2 separate regions of the Homo sapiens genome follow, and region 1 is linked to region 2. A link is a loop called in an ENCODE intact Hi-C map of the cell type or tissue named here. Cell type or tissue: endothelial cell of umbilical vein. All regions are shown on one strand. Links, peaks and the distances in the headings refer to the core of each region. The heading gives the core; the rest is flanking DNA.

Region 1 (10,015 bases), core at 958-8,957, 330 kb before region 2:
GCAAAATGCAGCCAGTGACTTCTGTACAGGAACCTGCACCCTCCCCAGTTGCGTCTGTCCCTGTAGCAGAGGGAAAAATACTCTTGGTTTGTTCCCTGTTCTTCTGGGTTCCAGAATTCTTTCCAAAGTCATAAGTCATGCTCCGCTGTTTAGTTGTGGGCAGCAGCCTAACAAGCTGGGGACTTGGGTGTCTGTCACATCAGTGGCCCCGTCCCCCCTGCTGGCATGATGAGCTCTTTCAAGAAACCGGACTCTGGGTGTAGCTCACGTTTGTGACTTTCCAGTTCTGTGTCTTTGTAGCAGCCACCCATGTTGTCACTCATCTCGTAGTACTCCTTGGAGAAGGTAGTGATAGACGGATATGAGGTGGGACCACAAGCGACGAGGTTGAGACAGATCCAGGGCCCTCCACGTCCCACGGCCTTGAGCACACAGCTTGTATTTGCCATCCACTTGGCTGACTCCCCAGCTTGGGACCGTGACTTGTTCCCCGTGGTGTCCCCAGTCATAAGCATATGCCTGGTGTGTGGTGGACCCTCAGTAGACATTTATGAGCGGGTGAACATGGCCTCAATGTCAGACAGCTAAGGAGGCTCATGCGAGACGAATGGGCCATTGTCTTTCTGGAGGGAGGTCTCTGGTGACACTGAAGAGGGGGAGCACCTTGAATTAACCAGCGACTTGGATGATGTTCTGCTACAGCTGCAGGGTTTGGTGAATGGAGAGCAAATAGGGCAGCATTAGGGTCCAGAGTGGTTCCCTAAGCCAGGCAGATCCTCTGGGAGATGACATTTGGGAGGGGTGAGTGACTCAGACTCTCAGGGTCTCTGACGACGTCCAGATCAGTCACTTCCTTGCTACACATGCCATGGACTGTGAATGAGAGGAGTCCCACGTCCAGGTCCAACCCAGGCTCCTCCATGTACCTCAGTCCAAGGCTGACCCCAGAAGCCCTTCAATTTCAAGTCTAAGAATGAGGGTGCCCTGATAAATGGCACACCCAAGAAGGGCACTCAGGCAGTTTGGTGGGGCTAGGAGCCAGTGAAGGCTGTGAAAGGGGTACAGTGGCCCAGCCTGTCCTAACAGAAGCATGAAGATCAGGATGAGGGTGGGGTGGTGCCGCTCTATTCGGTGCTGGCCACATCTGTTCCTTCAGTGAGTAGGTCTCTGAACACTTTTTTTTTTGAGACGGAGTCTCGCTCTGTTGCCCAGGCTGGAGTGCAGTGGCACTATCCTGGCTCACTGCAAGCTCCACCTCCCAGGTTCAAGCGATTCTCCTGCCTCAGCCTCCCATACTGCTGGGATTGCAGGCGCATGCTACCACGGCTGGCTAATTTTTATATTTCTAGTTGAGATGGGGTTTCGCCATGTTGGCAAAGCTGGTCTTGAACTCCTGACCTCAAGTAATCTGTTCACCTCGGCCTCCCAGAGTGCTGGGATTACAGTGTGAGCCACCACACTCAGCCTGAACACCATATTTTAAGAGAAAAAAACTAAAAGGCATTCAGAGGAGAACATTCTTGGAATCGAAGCGTCTAGAAGTTACCATCCCTTACTTAAACGATATAGAAATTACAAAATTTTAGCTGAAAAATGGAAAGATTCACTGGGAAACAATCGCTACATCCAGATGTTTAATTTCTGTCCCAAGACAGTGGGGTGACGTCTCAGTGCCCCAGAAGACAGGACTTGAATGAGTACGCGGATGTTCTGAAAACATTTGTTTTAGTTGACTATAGAAAAAAAATTTCTCTCAGGCCATATTGGGGCAAGAGAGCTATGAATATGTGGGGAAAGTGCCACGTGGCAGTTATATTTAGTGTTTTCCTATAGTATCTTATTTAATCCTTCCCAAATCCCCACAAGATAGGGACTGTCATCTCTGTTTTATAGGTGATAGGGCACAGAGAGGCTGAGTGATTGCCCGGCTCCATGACAGTTTGTAAAACAGAAGACCAAGTCTAAAACATAGTCTGGAGGAGTAGATCATAGTTTGAATTTTTACAAGCATAATTACTGCCTTAACATTTAAGTGAAAGGGTGTGTAAGTTTTCTAGGGCTGCCAAAACCTAAATACCGCCGACTGGGTGGTTTCAACAGAAATTTATTTCTCACAGTCCTGGAGGCTGGAAGTTCAAGACCAAGGTGTCAGCAAGGTTGGTTCCTCCTGAGGCTCCTCCTTGGCTTGCAGACAGCTGTCTTGCTGCCGTGGCCTTGCAGGGCCTTTGTGGTACCTGTGCATCCCAGGTGTCCCTTCCTCTTCTTATAAGTACAGTCATATTGGATTAGAGCCTACCTTAATGACCTCATTTTAATTTAGTTACTTCTTTAGAGGCCCCATCTCCAAATATAGTCACACACTGGGGATTAGGGCTTCAACACACAAATTTTGGTGGGAGAGGCCAGGCACCGTGGCTCACGCCTGTAATCCCAGCACTTTGGGAGCCTGAGGCTGATAGATCACTTAAGGTCAGGAGTTCAAGACCAGCCTGGCCAAATGGGAAAACCTTGTCTCTACTAAAAATACGAAGAAATTAGCTGGATGTGGTGGCATATGCCTGTAATCCCAGCTACTCAGGAAGCTGAGACACGAGAATCACCTGAACAGAGGTTGCAATGAGCTGAGGTCACGCCGCTGCACTCTAGCCTAGGCAATAGAGTGAGACTCTGTCAAAGAAAAAACAAAAATAAAGAAAGAAAGAAAGAAAAAAAATTGGAAACAAATTCAGATCATAACAAAGGAAAATGGGGTTCCTGTCTACAGGCAGAATAGTTTCCATGAGGAACTGAAGGGTGTGTAAGACTCAGCCCTTTGAAGGCACTCAGCACTGAATTGGAGCACTTTATGTCCCCAAAATACAGAGAACGCTTGTCTTTTGGGTAGATTACGACATAGGTGTCCAGGACAGTGGCAGCAGCCGTCGCCATGGGAAGTTCCCACTAGCAACATTAGTTTGTATGGTTCCAGTCTAATTCCCATCCCAGAGAAGCCATCAGTGTTGGAAAGGCCATCTCATTCCAGTTGGGAGCCAGAGATACACTGGGTGAGGGTGTCACTTCCAAATTCTTTCTTGGTAAGTGGCATGCAACTCATGGAAGAAGTCCAAGCAGACAGAAGTTATTCATCTCTGCTGGTCATATTTTAATTGCTAAATCAATTGGAGATTGCTAATCTCCAATTGCTAATGAATTAGATTGCTAATGAAAGGCCATTGTGCCAGACAAATTGCATGTGGAAGTACACTGGCCAGCAGGAAGACAGCAAAGGCACCGTCATCCAGTCGTCGGCCAACTGGTCCCATGATGCAGGTCCCAAGTTAAGCACAATAGCAATTAGAGAGACCCAGCAACAGTTCAGTTCTTCTTGCATCCCAGGCACTCTGCTAGGACTTTTATGCACATCATCTCATATAACTTCATCTTTACAATATCCTTATAAGGCAGGTTCTGTTATCTTCATTTTACCAATGAGGACACTGAGGTTTACAAAGGGAAAGTGAGGTCCCAGGGCTGCTACTACTGCCAGTAAGCAACAGAATATGGGCCTGTCTGATGTCTTTTCTGCATGGAGCCATCATGCATTGATGCTGATTCAATCCAAGAGAGTTGTGTAACACTTGGCAGAGGGGGGTGCAGGGTGACTGTGGCTCTGCAGCCTCTGCCTGGGGTGATGTGGGTGAGGAGGTGGCATGGTGCTGTCACATGGCGTAGCACTGCAATGAGTCACTTCAACATGATCTTGTTAGACATAGAGATTCTGAAATGAAGAAAATGTTTGACTCATTTACTCGTCATTGACAGGGAAGTCATGCATTTGCTGGTTGAGAATCAAAACTCAAAGATTTAAAAACAATTGTATGCATCTTCTTGAAGGAAAAATGTACCCCTGCTCCATCATTCACAGCCTCCTTGAATTTTTCACTGGAGTGTTTTCTTAGCACTGTCTGTTCATGGTGCTCTTTCTCAGCAGCCTGTTCTGCTTGTGCAGAAAGTCCTACTGCAGTTGAAACATCCTGGCAGAAAATGAAAGAATTGGTTCACCTCCACACATGGCCTCTTGTCAAAAAAATTAAGCAAAACTGGCAAGTTAGCGACAAGGGATACAAGGCTCTTGTTCTGTAGAACTCTGTTCCCTTGATGGAACTACTTAGTAAATGGGGTTAACTTCATCAGGCTAGCCAGCTCCAAATATACATAAACTCAAGAAGTCTGGAACCCATGTCAAATTCATGTTAAAAGGCATGAACTGCCAAGCCATTACTGTAGGCATAGCCAAATACATTGTAAATATATCTGTCAGTTTTGCTCAGATACGGATATCTGCCTGTTTTTTGAGATGCTTCCTTTTGTTTTGGCTTTACCCAACTTCCAAAAATCTGTCTGTCTGCTCATACAGTATGTTATGAGACTTTAAAAGTCTTGATAGGGACAACAAATAAAACAAGTAGGATTCTTTCAGGCCTAACTAAACTGTCTTTGAGTCTACATTTTACAAAAATAATTATGTCATTCAATTTTTTTTTTTTTTTTGAGATGGAGTCTCGCTCTGTCGCCCAGGCTGGAGTGCAGTCAGTGGTGCGATCTCAGCCTACTGCAGCCTCCTCCTCCTGGGTTCAAGCGATTCTCCTGCATCAGCCTCCTGAGTCGCTGGGATTATAGCCATGCGCCACCATGCCCTGCTAATTTTTGTGTTTGTAGTAGAGACAGGGTTTTGCCATGTTGCACAGGCTGGTCTCGAACTCCTGACCTCAGGTGATCCACCAACCTCGGCTTCCCAAAGGGCTGGGATTACAGGTGTGAGCCACTGTGCCTGGCCTGACATTTAAATGTTAAATGTGCCAGATGTAAAGCATATCTGCCATTTTAGTAAATTAACAAAACTAGCAAAGAGCTAAATAACTGAATTGATACTAATGCATTTTGTAATAAACAGCCAAGTATAGGTTGTATTTATATTCTACAATGTGGAGACGAAAAAACAACACTTATGATGGTACAAAACAACCTTTCTAAAAATACTGGGGAAATAGAAGTGCTGCAGAGATCATCTCTGGCGTCCAGCTGCCTCCTCCCATCCTGGAGATGGTGAAGATGAGGACAGCATTGTGTTCAGAGGCACAAAGGAAGCCGAGTTCCTGTCCGACACAAACATCCCTGGGAACCTGTGGCACCTCCCACTGCAGAGCCTGTGAAAACAGCCAGGCTGCAAGGATCCTCCTTGGTGGAAATAGCCGGGCAGCTAACGCCAGTGTGCAGAGAAAGGAAGCTGGAGCTATTTTAGTTGCTTAACGTCTACCTTTTGTTTGTGGATCGTTTCCTCTCTGACACTTGTGGCTAAAGAAGCAAGTGTTGTTTGAAGGAGATTAGAGTCTTAAGTATTTTTAACACTCACTAGAGTGTGACATTGTATGGGAGCTCTCTGTGATAAAATCAAAATGAAAGGTGAGCTCGCCACTCTCCTGCACGTTGACAGTTTAGCAACATGGAGGAAGTGGGAAGCTGGCTTTGTGTTAGAGAGTTATGCTGTTCAAATATCCATCATTTAAGTATGCTGTTCTTATCCTTGTACTTCGTCATACTTTGTCACTTTGGTTTTGCCTGTCAGTCACGTCAACAGTCAGTATGTTTTTCACTATGAAGGGAAACTGCTGGAAGAGTGAGTTCATTATTTCTCTCACCTTTACATTTTGCAACTTTATATGTATATTCATGATTCTGTCCAGCCACCTTGATAATCCACAATCAGAAAAGTGGGTTTTCAAATATAAATCAGGATTTTAAATTTGCAGCAGTGTAAAAAGATCCAATTCCTGTCTTTGAGGCACTGTTCAGGATTTGGAAACTGAAGCTGGGTGCAGAGCCTCCTAGGCACCATCTCGTCTTGAACTTACATTCTGAACTCAGCCTTGACTGCTCTGGGTTCATTGTGGTTAACTAACCTTCAGCTTCAAAGACATTTGATTTACTCCTCAACCAAACTTACAAAATTTTAGTATCTGCAAAGCTTTTACTTTTGTGCACCAAAGGACACAGTCAACAGATTAAAAAGGCAACCCGCAGAATGGGAGAAGATATTTGCAAATTATGTATGTGATAAGGGATGTGTTGTATGGAGAACTCCTTCAACTCAACAACAAAAAACAAACAACTCAATTAAAAAATGAGCAAAGGGCTTAAATAGACATTTCTCCAAAGAAAATATACAAGTCAGCAAGCACATGAAAAGATGCTCAGCATCACTAATCGTAAGAGAAATGCAAATCAAAACCACAATGAGATACCATCTCATACCCATTAGGATGGCTGCTATGAGAAAAAACACAAAAGAAAAGATGCGTTGGCGGGGATGTAGAGAAATTGGAACCCTTGTGCATTGTTGGTGGGAGTGTAAAATGGTGCAGCCACTGTGGAAAACAGTATGACAGGTCCTCAGAAAATCCAAAATAGAATTCCCCATAGGATCTAGCAATTTCACTTCCGGGCATATATCCAAAATAATTGAAAGCAGGGCCTCAGACAGATACCTGTACACCCATGTTCATCGCAGCATGATTCATAATAGCTGAAACATGGAGGTAACACAGGTGTCCATCGATGGATGAATAGATAAACTGTGGTTTGTTCATTTGTTTACAATGAAATATTATTCTGTAATAATACAAAAATAAATACTTAAACATTTAAAAGGAAGGAAATTTTGATACATGCATCATCATGGATGTACCTTGAAGACATCATGCTAAGTGAAACAAGCCTGTCACAAAAAGACAAATACACAAATGCCATGTGATTCCACTTAGATGAGGCACTTACAGTAGTCAGATTCATGGAGACAAAAAGTAGGATGATGGTTGCCAGGGCCTGGGGGGTGGGAATTGGGGAGTTATTGTGGGATGGGTAGAGTTTCAGTTTTACAAGATGAAAAGAGTTTTGGAGATTGGTGGCACAACAATGTGAATGTACTTAACACTACTGAACTGTACAATTAAAAGTGGTTAAGATGGTAAATTTTATAGTATGTGTATTTACCATAATTAATGATAAAATTTAAAAAATTATTTAACCACTTCCTTTAAAAGGTATAACCTTAAGTAAGATCTTTTTACTTAAATATGGTAAATATAGTTTCTCCAAATGCCTTACGTGTGTTATATTTTTGAGTAAAATATTTTCAGTGAACCTAAGAAGGTTCACTGATGCCTGAAACATTTTTAGTGGGTAAATTTATTTGACAGTGAAATAACTTATATTTTAGGCCATTTACCCTCCCTCTCCATGTATTTTCTTTCTCCTTTGTATGTTATACCATTTGACAACACTGTTTTGACCCCCTTGTTTGATCCTTGCAAGCTAGAGTTATAAAGGATTCTGTTGTTTTCTATTTTTTCTATACTACCATATTTATTATATTTACTTATTTCAATATATTAAGATTGCCAAACAGGACTGTGGCCAAAAATCTGAAAGCATGTAGCATATCTTTGCTGAGGGAGCCAACAATTAAGAACAGACATCTTGTATTTAATGAGATCTACTGGTTTAGAGGCTGTGTGGTCTGTCTCATCCTTTCACAACTTCTGTACAACTTTGGGCAAGTCACTCAAAAGGACTTGCCAATCAACTTTTCTGAGTTCTATTTCCTTAGAAGTCAAATAATATCCTTACCTATCTACTTAACTAAGGTTTTGAAGAGTTAATGTATTAATAGAATTTGTAATAGTACTTACAAAAATAGTAAAGATTTTCAAATATTTTAAGTCCTATATTGATGAATATTTTTAAGTGAATGGTTTTGTCATGGGAATAATTTGGTGAACATCTAAATAATATTTGACCCGTTGATGTGGAGGACCACACAGGCTTACTATAAAGACTTGAATTCCACAGACATTTGACCTGTATTTGTGATACAAAAATCTTGTTTTTCCTCTTAAAAACTTTACTTACTACCCAGTTTCCATATTAGAGAAGCTCGTGGTGCAGTGTCTAATTTTAGAGGAAAAGGGCCTTGAATCATGAACACAGCTTCGCTCCCTCCTCCTTTTACTTTACAAACACAGGCCCAAGGTAAATGGACTTCCCTCACAAGCCAGCTGTGAGTTTGTTTGTCAAAAATAATTTGGTTCCCTTGGTTCTTAGAGGATGATGGTTTTATAGCTGTTACTTACAAAACCAATGTTTCCCTTAGTATTGAGCTACCTCTTTATTTAAACTATTAGAAAATGTGTCGCCATATATATCACTAGGATATATATGGTAATGAGAACCTAGATTAGGTAGCCTAAATACTATGGTACCTTAGAAGAGGTAATAATATCACCAGGGAAACTTAGTTTATAACCAAACTGACAGAATCTCTGTATTTGTCAGATAATGTCCCTGTAACTTTGGTAGGTATGTTTTAACCTTTTTATGTGTCTGAATTAAACTGTGTCATTTGTAAAACTTTCCTATGTGATGTAATCTCTGGTGACTTTAATTGTATATTAGAAAATAAGATGTTTTCAAGTGACTCTGGGACTGAGGAAACTAATTTTATATTTGGGTATTTTGAGCTGCAGACATGGGTCTGACATCCCACATGGCTGCAGGAAAGCTGGACAGCATCGATTTGCAGATACTGTGCTCTGGCTGTGGATTCCTCTCTGTGGCTGGGTCCAGCCTGCTCCAGCAGTGTAGAGCGTAGTTTGCTTGTTGAATGTAGGAGGGATATTTGGAGGACATAGGCTTTGCCTGGATTTGAATCCATCCCAGACTCCACCAACACTAACCTATACAACCTTGGGGAAGTTATTGAACCTCCAAGGGCCCCAGATTATAGAAGCGTAAAACATACTTTTGGTCTTCGTGACCAACACACCCTAATGTGACACCCCTCCCCCTCTCCCCCCCAGTGATTCACATCCTTGTATGAGCCCTTCTCCTTGAGTGAATTGGAATTTGGAACTTGCTTCTAACTTACAAGATATGGCAAAGATGATGGGATGTCACTCCCTGTGATTATAAAAGATTGTGAAATGCAGGTGGCCCCTAGGATGCGAGGATTGTCTCTGCTTAACAGTCAGTAAAAGGCCAAGTCTCTCAGTCTTGAACCCGCCAGAGAAGCAATTTTCAACAACCCCACTGAGCCTTCCCAATCAAACCTCCAGATAGAAACACAGCCTGCTGACACCTTGATTGCAGCCTTGTGAGACCCTGAGCAGAGGACCCGGCTAAGCCATGCTTGGACTCCCAACCGCTGGAAACTGAGATAACAAATGTGTGTGTTTGTGTTTAAACTACCAAGCTAATGGTAATGTGATATGCAGCAACAGAAAATTAATACAGTAGTCAATAGATTATATGTAAACTCAGGAAAGTAACTTGTGGTGCCCATTTGTTCTAGCCTAATTCAGAACTATGTGGCCAGAATTCAGGACAGCCACCGCCCTCTGGAAAGTGAGGAAAGAATACTAGAAAGGAGAAAGCCAGAGAGGGACAGCCATAAATTCTGTGGATAAATTCTGGCTAAATCTCTGGCTCAGCCTTGAACCATGCATGAAAAGGACAGATACCAAGCAGCCTGGCTAAGAACTAAAGAGCTGAACTGAGATTTGATTGCTGCTCAAGAAACAGGACTTAAAGTGAATCCAGTCAGCTTATTATTGCCCGTGAAGACAAAGTAATTTACAGTCTCCTGAGGAATATGAGGGAATCTAGAACCTCCTAAGCATAACACTCAACAATGTCCAGGATGCAGGCCAAAATTATTTAACATATGAAGAACCAGGAAAATGCGACCTATTCGAAAATGTGAAAAAGATAGTCAATAGAAACCAATCTGTAGATGACTGAGATGTTGGAATTAGCAGATAAGAATTTTACGACTGCTTGTAACTGTGGTAACAACATAATGGGAAATATGCTCATAATGAATGAAAAAAAGAAAAAATCTCATATGGTTAATAAGAACTATAAATAAGAACCAAGTAGAAATTCTAGAATGGAAGAACACAATAGCCAATATAAAAATTTC
Region 2 (10,015 bases), core at 1,350-9,349:
CATGAGAAAACTTTTTGGGGTGAAAACTATTTGTATTAATGTCTTTACTGGTTCCATAACTATATACCTTTCCAAACTCCACAAATTGTACATTAAAAAATGATAAATTTTCTGGTCAGCAAATTATACCTAAGTAACCAGCCTGAATAAACATCTTTCTGTGAGCCTCTGTTCTGGTTGTAAAGACATTTTGATCCAAGCAACTTCAGAAAAGGAGAGTTGATATTAAGACAATATAAGGAAAATGGGGCCAGGTGTGGTGGCTCACACCTGTAATCCCAGCACTTTGGGAGGCCGAGGCAGGTGGATCACCTGAGGTTGGGAGTTCAAGACCAGCCTGATCAACATGGTGAAACCCTGTCTGTACTACATATATAAAAAATCAGCTGGGGATAGTGGCGCATGCCTGTAATCCCAGCTACTTGGGAGGCTGAGACATGAGAATTGCTTGAACCTGGGAGGTGGAGGTTGCAGTGAGCTGAGATTGCGCCACTGCAGTCTGGCCTAGGCGACAGAGCCAGACTCTGTCCCTACCCCCTCCAACCCCCCACCAAAATCAAAACAAAACAAACAAATAAACAATGACGGAAAATGGAATTCTATGGAAGTTCAAAACAATAGCTGTACCAGCCTGGGCCCAGAGAGACGGGAGGCACGACGGCATCTGTTTGGGTCTTTGTACTTTACACCATCCTTATGCTGAGCCCAACTCGCCGTTCCTCACCTGGTCTCCATTGTGCAGATCCCACCAGTACTTCAAGTTCAGAATCCCAGGTGCAGGCTTCTGATTGGTTGGGTCACCCTTCCGCCCACTGGCCCACCTACCTACAGAATGGGAATCTCTGGGCCAAGCGTCATCCCTGACCAATTTAATTGGTACTTAGGAATCAAGGAAAACCAGGGTTGTGGGGAAACTCTAGACAGAGCAGGGCTAGCTGGGGGGCACTGTGCTGGTAGGCCCCATAACAGACATATCCGGTGCTCTCATCGCCATATAAGCCTATACTTGACAAATAAGTATAAATAGTTAAATATAAATCTGACAAATAAGTCCCTTCTTACCCCTCCAGCTTGGTGTGTTATCAAAACTCTAACCCCAGACCCAGCAGCAACATTCTGTGACTAAATGCAACTACTTGGTACTGCGCCCTGAGGGAGCCAAGGTCTTTCATGGGTTTGGTCTGAGAGACACGCCTGTCCCTCAACCCCAAAGGCCTTTTCTTCAGTTCTCTTTGCCTAACTTACCATCTTTGATGTTCTAGGGTGCCATGGGGGCATGGCAACCACTGGGAAGCCTTCCTTGAATGCTGCCAGGCTCCCCACCTCTAGACTCCAGGGTGGCCTGTCCATCTCGTTTTGGAGTGTTTGGAATACTGGTGTGGATGTAGATCGTGCATCATGCAGGAGTCTATTAAAAATGGGCTGGGCGTGTTGGCTCACGCCTGTAATCCCAGCACTTTGGGAGGCCGAGGTGGGCGGATCATGAGGTCAGGAGATAGAGACCATCCTGGCTGACACAGTGAAAGCCCGTCTCTACTGAAACAATACAAAACAATTAGCTGGGGGTGGTGGCAGTCGCCTGTAGCCCCAGCTACTCAGGAGGCTGAGGCAGGAGAATGGCGTGAACCCGGAAGGCGGAGCTTGCAGTGAGCTGAGATCGCGCCACTGCACTCCAGCCTGGGTGACAGAGTGAGACTCCGTCTCAAAAAAAAAATTGCAGATGAACCCTGGAAGTGTGAACTCTCCAGAGCTTGGGTGGGCCCAGGGATGTGTAGTGCAAGCAGGCTCCTCAGGTATTCTGGGGCAGGCACTATGATTATATTATGACTATAGACTACCCCCTTCCCCTTGCAGGGGTGGGCAGGCGGCTGCTTTCCAGACATGTGCTCGCATGTCCACATGGGCCGCATGGGATGGTGGCTGGGCCGTGTGACTAGCAGTGGCTCATGAGAGCAGAGGCGAGGGCCACTGCTGCTCAAAGCAGTTAGCTGTCAGGGTGCCATTCACCCTGACTACTTTCCCTTTGTCAAGGTTACTGGCAATGTTTGAGACAGTGCCCAGGTCTCAGAGGCTCCTGAGAAATTAATTCACTGGACAGTATTCCCCAGTAATGACTATTCACTTAGTGCCCTCTCTGTCCCAGGCACTCCACCTGCTGGAAGGACACTAGTGAAGGGGCACAGAGTTGCCACAGTCACCATGCTTACAGTCAACAGGGGAAGACAGATGTTAATCAATTCATTACTAATTAAAAATTAGAGTCTATCAGATTCTCTACTTTCAGCTGAAGGAGGCTTCTAGCTCATGTTTAGATAATTGAATTTCTCACTATCACGGAATCCTGTGTCCTGACACCTAATTCCAGCTTATATGTTTCCCCTTGGGGAAGTGCTTGAACTACAAGCCTCCCTGTCTTGCCCAGTATGCTGAGCTCTCCAGGATAACGTATAGGCTGCATGGCTAGATTCCACTGTGGCTGCCACCCTGTTGAGAGGGAGCATTGTGCGTGGGCAGGGGCATCTGGAGTTTGGGGGAAGGGAAGGCTATAAGATACAATCTGTATATAGGATTGGCTCATCCAGGATCACTGCACAGAGGACAGCTGCAGCTTCTGCAGCCACAAGAGTGACAAGTTCATGAACTTGCATCAGAAAGTGTCTCTGAATGGGTTCTGCCCACTGATGTCTACAGAGAGCCAGGAAATGTAGGGAATGAGGGCCTGTCCTAGGAATTCTAGAGACCTATGCTAGCAGGAAAACACTTAAGGACATTTATCTTGATCACTTCTCTGTGAATAGTAATGTCTGAAAACCCATACATTTTGAGACAACTAAATGCAATACCTGACTCTAGACCTCAATAGTGGATCTTGTAACAGAGGGAAAGAAATACTATGGAAGACATAGTCAGATCAACTGACTATACCGGAATATGGACCTAGATTGGATACAAGTATTTTATCAATATAAATTTACGAATTTGGTGACTATTGTGGTTATGCACATAATATCTCTACTCTTAGGAAAGACACATCAATGTATTTAGGGGTAAAGGGGCCATAGTGTATGGAATTTACCCACAAGTGATTCCAAAAGAACATATGTCTATGTATCAAGGAACTTTTGAAACCTCTATCAAAGCCTCCTTGCCTATCAGGCTATCTGACTGGTGTAGGCATGGATTGCTGTTTGGACCTTCAGCAGAAGCTAGAAGGTTCAAAGCTGATGCATTTGTGAGAAGTTGGCTCAAACTGAGTTTTCTGTTCTTTAATTTTCTTTTGAGTCCTTTGTCTGCAACAGGAGTCCTCTGTGTTCCTTTCTTCTAGGAATCTAAAATCCTTTGATATCATCCTCTCTTGATTTTCATCTTACGTGTTTCTGAGCTTGGACCAATAGGCAAAAATTTAGGGAGGTCTGTTTCAGTTACAGGGAAGGATGACCTTTCCATGAGTAACATCTGTCTAAGGTGGAATAACTCCTGCTAGAAGCAGGTGCCTACGAGGGGCTTTGGTACAATACCGTACATGGCTTCCAATCCTTGCTCTGCACTTACCAGCTACTTGACTTTCAGCAAGTCACTTAACCTCTCCAAGATTCAGTTTCCCAGTCCGTACACAGTGGGACTCTAACAGTAACACCTAGAGGGCCACAGTGGGGGTTACATGCAAGGATTCATGAAGGTTTTGCACAAAGTGCACGCTCTATGAAGGCAAGATATTGTCGCAGCTGCGTTTAGAACGCCAAGACCCAGGAAAAGACATACTTATCGTTATGCTATGTGTATTAGAGTTTTGACTCGGTAGAGATATTAAGAATCACACTAACGACAATGGCTTCCGTCAATTGGGGGGTAGGGGAGTCTTTTTCGCAGTCACTTTATGTTCCCAGTATGACCTCATTTAATCCCCAGGACACCAACCCTCAGGCGGGCGTTATTAGCCCATTGTAAAGATAAGGACACCAGGCTTGGCAGCATTAAGAAAAAATGAAGGGCCTCTCACTCCACCCGCACTTCGATACTCATACGCAGATGGGGCAAACTGAGGCTCAAAGAGGTGAGGCCCCAGACCTGGCTGGCTGTGAGCAAACCCAGGTTTCCTTTTCCCAGGCCGGGTGCCTTCAGCCCACGACAGAGTACGGGGCAGCCCCAGCTCTTCCGTCCCGTCCTGCTGCGCCCAGGATAAAGGATCTGGACTGCGCAGTTAATACTTTGTGCGTTTCAAACAGTTCGCTTATAAATTGTCTTTCGGGACAGGTCCAATTTGTCCTTTCACTGGCGAAGCCTCCTGAGCCGCGGCGGTCGTGGTCCCGCGCCCGAGTCCCGAGGACAGCAGGAGGGGGGAACCCGCTCAGCAGCCCGGGGCAGGAACCTCCGGGAGCTTCTGGCCCCCCGGCCGTCCGGCCCGCGGCCCGCGCCCCCGCGCCACGCCCTGCGCCCAGGCCCCGGCTCCTCCCGCGCTGGCGGCCGCCGAGCGGTCCGGGCGGCGGCGGCGGGAGGAGGAGCAGGAAAAGTAGCCGGGGGAGGAGGCGGAGGCGGAGGCGGCGGCGGCGGCAGAGGCGGGGAGGGCGGGCGGGGCCGGGCGAGTTTAAAGCCCATCGAGGGGGTGGGGAGGTCGGGAGGAGGCAGAGAGGGAAGCGAGCTGCGGCCGGGCGGGCTCGGCGCTCGGAGACCCGGTGGAGCCCAAAGTTTCCGCGCAGCCCCTGGGTGGCGGCAGCGCCGGCGGCGCGGGGCGCCCGGGACAGTCTTGAGCGCCGGCCTCGCCCCGCGGGGACCCGCGCCCGCCGCCGGCCACGCCGAGTGTCGCCCGCAGCCACGCGGAGGCGGCGGGGAGCCGCGCGCGGCAGGTACGGAGTTGGGCGGGGAGCGCGGCGGCAAGTTACTTTGTGGTTGGCGTCCCCGCGGGGCCCGGGACGGCCAGGCGGGTCCCCGCGCCGTCATTGTCTGAGCGCTGGGCGGCCGCGGCCGGGGACGCCGGGCCCCGCGGAGGCGCGGCGGGCGGAAGGGCGTCGCCTCCGGGCCGGGGGCTCCGGCGCCCCGGGCCCGCAGCGGGCGGTGCTCGGAGGCGGGACTGGGGCTGCGGGCGCGCGGCGGAGGCGGAGGCAGCCGGGCGCCCCGCGGGGCTCTCCGCGCTGCGTTCCCGACCCCTGGGGGGAGGTGTGGAGTCCAAGCGGTGCATTCTTGAACCATCTTGTCAGACGCCGGCGGCTCGCGGGCTGTGGCGGGGGCTGCGGTCAAGGCCGCGCTCCTGGGGGCCGCCGCCTGGGAGGGTGGGCGCCCAGGCGTCCCTGCAGCCCCGGGTGCTCCGACTGCGCGGCGGGGCCGCGGCGCGCGCGCCCGGGCGTCCGGGCGTCCGGGACAGTGGTGCCAGACACTCCCAAATCCCGAGCCGGCCCAGCCTCGTACGGAGGACCTTTTTTTTGGTTCTGTTGGTGACCCGTTAGCCGCCGCTGGGGCCTAACACCAAGTTGAGGGCTCGCGGATTAGCCGCCCGCCAGCCGTGGAAATGTGATAAGAGCGGTACCGTTTGCAGAAGGAAATTTCTGATGCAACTCTTCGCCTTTGCTGATTGCCTCTCCAAACGCCTGCCTGACGACTGCCTTGGAGCATGTGCGTTATGGAAATTAGGGTATCCTTTACTTTTTATTGTGTGCGTCTTTTCTTGGGATTGGAAGAAACGCGAACTTTTTATGGTTTGCTTTCACCGAAACGTTGGGTAATGTAAGAGAGCCACAGGTGATTTTTACAGGGTCCTGGATCTTTACAATGCGTTTGAAAGAATATTTTCTTGCAAACTTGGTGCCCAGTTTCATTCAAGAGATGGGGGGGAGGGGGGAAAGACCAAAACAAGGAGAGCTCGTGAGTAAATATGCGTTATTGCACAACTTGCTCGTTGCTGCTGTTTAAAAGGCCAGGCCTAGAACACTTTGTTTCTGAAAATGCTGATTCAGCCGTTTGGAGCCCCCGAGTTTCAGAAATGGTGGTCTATTTAAAGTTTCAAGCAGTTTTACCAAGAACACATGTTGTTAGCGCAGCAACCGGAGTTGACTAGGGTTTACAACACAATGCTGGCAATATTTTAACGAGCTGACCCCGAGTTCCTCTCTTTCCAGGAGGAAAGAGTTAGAATCAAGAGTTTCTACAGCAGTGGGACTTCTGGCTGTGACAGCGGTGAAGTGTCTTTTAGGAGAGTATTTTAAGTAAAAGCACTGAAAACCAACTATGTTTCCAGGAATGATTCTAGATGTCTAGGTTTTTCTCTTAAAAATCAAAACTCTAGGATCACTGCATGTAATATTTGAGTTTTACTGGGAGCACTTGAAAGAGAAGGGCAACACAGGCCAATCCCCAGATTACAGGGAGGGAATTTGAGGACAGAGTTACACGCCCAGCAGGCATTGCTCCTGTAACTGAGAAGTGTAGCGACTGATACTTCTGTAGCATTTCACAGTTTACAAGGCACTTTCAAAAGCCTTGTTGCTTTTAATCCCCTCTACAACCTCCTGATCCCCATTTTACAGGTCTGAAAACCAAGGCTCAGGAGGTTAATTGGCATGCCCGAGGTCATACTGTCAGCAAGTGACAAAGCTGTCACTAGAACCTAAGCTTTGGATCATTTTAGTCTTGTGTTTTATTTGCAAAAGTACATCCACTTCTGAAAGGGAAATGGCGTGGGTCAGGTATGTATAGCCTGCCAGTCACACACTCGGAGAATGATGATTGCCTGGTCTGGGGGCTCCCAGCCTTCAAGGTTAATGCCATGTTACCAGAGCATTCTAGATATTTCCTTTTAGTTCACTCACTTTTTACATTTAAATACACATTTATTTTGGGAAGGAATTTTGATATCCATGAAGTCATGAGTTTTGATGTGGTAGTTATGTTTACTGTAATTAGAAAAGTTGTGTACCCCTAAAGTCATCTATTGCATATTATCTGTTTGGTCACTTTTGGGGCAGCGTTGGCCCACTCAAAATGCTTTTCATTTGTGGATCAGGAACCCAGAACTGGGCAGGTTCATGCCAGCTACTTGTCCAGAGCTTTGTATGGTGATGGCCACCAGGACTGGGACCAAGGGCAGCCCTGACCCAGTTTAAAGAGCTATGTCTGTGTCTACTCAGCCTCCAGTAGGAGAAGAGAGCAGAGTCAGACTCGAAGAGTTAGCTCAGAACTTGATTTTGGTGATCTTTCCGGGTACAGGCTATATTATGTGTAGAAATCAAACTCCAGCTTGAACACAGTCATCTATTGTGCCTTCAGCTTCATTTTAGAGCTGTAGAAATTCTTGATTGGTTTATCTGGTAAAACCGAATGCTTTAAAGGTGGCATAATTTAAGGAATGGAATCTATTTCCTTGGAATTCTGTCCGACTCTTAACTGCAAGGGGAAGAGAAACCTACGGGATCGTAGAATGTATTTGAGCTTGTATCTAGGGTTAGGTTGCCAGCCTGTCAGAGCTCAGAGCTAAATGCAGGGGATTTTGGTCCTGCTCCCTGGAGGGGAAGCCTGTGCCTTTGCACGTTTGCTCCGTAATCCCCGCGTCTGTTTCTCAGTTTATTAAACCAACGTGGCATTGTATGGCTTGTGAGGAGAACATATTTGCCTTGTCTTTCATTTGAGTAATCAGTCCTTCAAAGTTTAAATAAACTTTTTTTTTTCCTGGTAGTGGAGACTTTTCTTTTAACCTGTGCTATTTTATTTTTTATATAACTGTAGAAGTACAGAAGTGTGGGAGATTATGGAAGAAATTAAGGTCGTCCAACTACTTGGTGGGTGAGACTTGGCAGACAGGTACTTTGGAGTTCTAGGGATCACTTTCAGAGTTTGCATACTATTAGGGGTATAACTGGTCTGATCCATTCAGCCCCTGGCTGGTATTTAATTTGTGTGAATATTTTAGCTGCACACTTTTAGGGAGCTGTATCTGTTTTCACTCCTTGTTCCTCTTGGCTGGGACACCTTTGCATCAGACTCCCACCCCCAACCTGGACCACTTCTGAACTGATCTCTGAGAAATGAGCTTTCCTGCACTTTTGTCTTCTGGAGGCTTTTGTCCATGCTCCTGGTGATCACAGGGCCTGCTAACTGCAGGGAGATAAAAGCAGTCAAAGCTTAAAACCACCCGCTTACTCGTGGAAAGGCAGGCTGATGGCTCTTCTTTAATAATGGATTGAAAAATGGTGTGATTGTCCTTTGAGATGGCAACAGAAGAAGCCATTTCCTGGGGTTATCAAAAATAATCTCAGAGGTAGAAATGAGTGGTTCTGATTTTTTTGCTTTTAGGATATAGTGACTCTAAGGAGATTTTTTCTTTTCCCCTGTATTAGAATATTCATATTTTTGAACCATCTACTTTACATATGGATTTCTGGGGAGATTCTTCTAGTCTTTTCAGATCCCTAATTTGAGGGGCTTATTATTTGGGCTGGACCCAGCAACAGAGTGGACTTTTTGTTGTTAACGTCAAGCCTGAGAACGGGCGCTGGGGAGGAATAACCCCTCCCACCATATCGTTTCTTTTCTGCTCTATTTGACCAGGGCAGCAGGCACACTGCCTCAGTTGACTCCTGGTTGTACTACTTACTAGTTTGGCCAGGCTGAACAAGTGAACCAACTTGATCCGTTAAAATGGAAGCCATAGGCGTGTTTATCCCCACGGCTTGTTGGGAAGGTAGCACGAGGTGTGATGTGTGTGATTGGCACGATGCAGAGCTCATGCAGTCTTTGTGGCGATGTCTGTAGGCACTTTGCCGTCAGCCTTGTCTTAGAGCAGTTTGTGGACTTGATATCCTGCTTGCTATTAATTTATAAGGTTGGTTAGAAAGGGGACTTGGCTTTTGTATTTTTGTCTTCCAGTGCTTTGTACATGCTAGTTGCACAAAATCTTGTTTGAATTTATCTGAATGTTCTTTGAGCCACAGTCAGTGCTCAGAAGAATCCTTTTGTTGACTGTGTTTAGCGTGACAGTTTGAACTCCTCACAGGTAGAATTCTAAGAGCAAAGATAGCTGGTGTACTGCAGACTTCACTTGGCTGCAAACCATTTGAACCAGATAATAGTGAATAGCAGGTGTCAAAAATTGGTTTCCTTCAACCAGGAGCAGAAGTTGTGAAGACCCCTGCAGTGCGTAAGCTCTGATGGGCAGCAGCATTGGGTGTGGAGACAGATCTCTGGTCTCCAGGCCTGTGGAGCCTGTGGCATTTGTCTTCAGGCCCCCACGGTTGGTGTCTGGACTCTTACAGAGGCACTTATCCTAGCTGGGACTGAAATGACTGTGGACCGCTTATCCTGGTCAGGCTGATGTGCCCCTGGGATGTGGCTCCGAGCTCTATCCAGGGCTGTGCTAGTGGGCAGTCCTGCTTCTCCCTGAAGTTCTTGAAAGGTTTTGTATTAGGTAAATGGAACTGGGCATGAACAGTGGCAGTCTTGCCTATTAACATGGGTTTCCCAAAGTACTTGGCACTTTGGCGTGTGTTGGTCCTCATCATTGTGTCATTAAGGTCACTAGAGCTAATGTGGGGTTGGGGGCTGGGATCCTCATGTGCTGGGTCAGTGCAGGTGGCACTGCGTTGGGGACTGCTCTCTGTCTGGTCCTGTCTGTGAGCTGTCAGGGGTCTCACTCTGGGAGCTCCAAGGGGACGTCTGAGCAATAGAGGACCATGAGGGATAGCTGAAGACCCGCTTTCTACCTTCTCTTGTCCTTTCACATGGGAGTCGAGGGTCAGGAACCTCCAAGGCTGCTCACTGCAAGCTACCTGGGCCCCACTGAGATGGCAGGTCCCCACTTCTCTGATGTGCAGGGCCTTTAGTTTACTTATTTGATTTTTAACTTTCATCCCTGGGAGTATTTAGGCAGTGGCTTCCAGCCTTTTGTAAGTGAAGAGTTCCCTTTAGTATAAAAACCTTTATAATACCACATACCTCATAGAATAATTTTTGGATTCCCTGCTTTGAGAAGCTACCATGAATTGAGTAACTTTTAAATTCAGAAGTTTGTACCACAGCTTCCTGCCCAGGG

What was found. Peaks named below come from ENCODE experiments on the same cell type or tissue, not always from the same donor. Only the 100,000 strongest peaks of a DNase experiment are listed, where the experiment ranks them.
Region 1: a loop joins it to region 2, with 2.8 times the contacts of the local background. A loop is called at or near these places in 12 of 110 quality-filtered maps.

The regions. Positions count from the first base shown.
Region 1 is chr7:51,117,498-51,127,512 of GRCh38, reverse strand. The region is part of intron 6 of COBL (cordon-bleu WH2 repeat protein); the gene reads left to right. Among named protein-coding and RNA genes, the nearest start is that of COBL, 190 kb to the left of the region's middle. In endothelial cell of umbilical vein, for the core only: no CTCF peak of the experiment used is centred there; a DNase peak (open chromatin) is centred at 5,192; H3K27me3 peaks cover 141 bases.
Region 2 is chr7:50,788,053-50,798,067 of GRCh38, reverse strand. It overlaps a transcript of GRB10 not described here. Among named protein-coding and RNA genes, the nearest start is that of GRB10, 10 kb to the right of the region's middle. In endothelial cell of umbilical vein, for the core only: no CTCF peak of the experiment used is centred there; DNase peaks (open chromatin) are centred at 4,527 and 6,057; H3K4me3 peaks cover 3,611 bases; H3K27ac peaks cover 2,424 bases.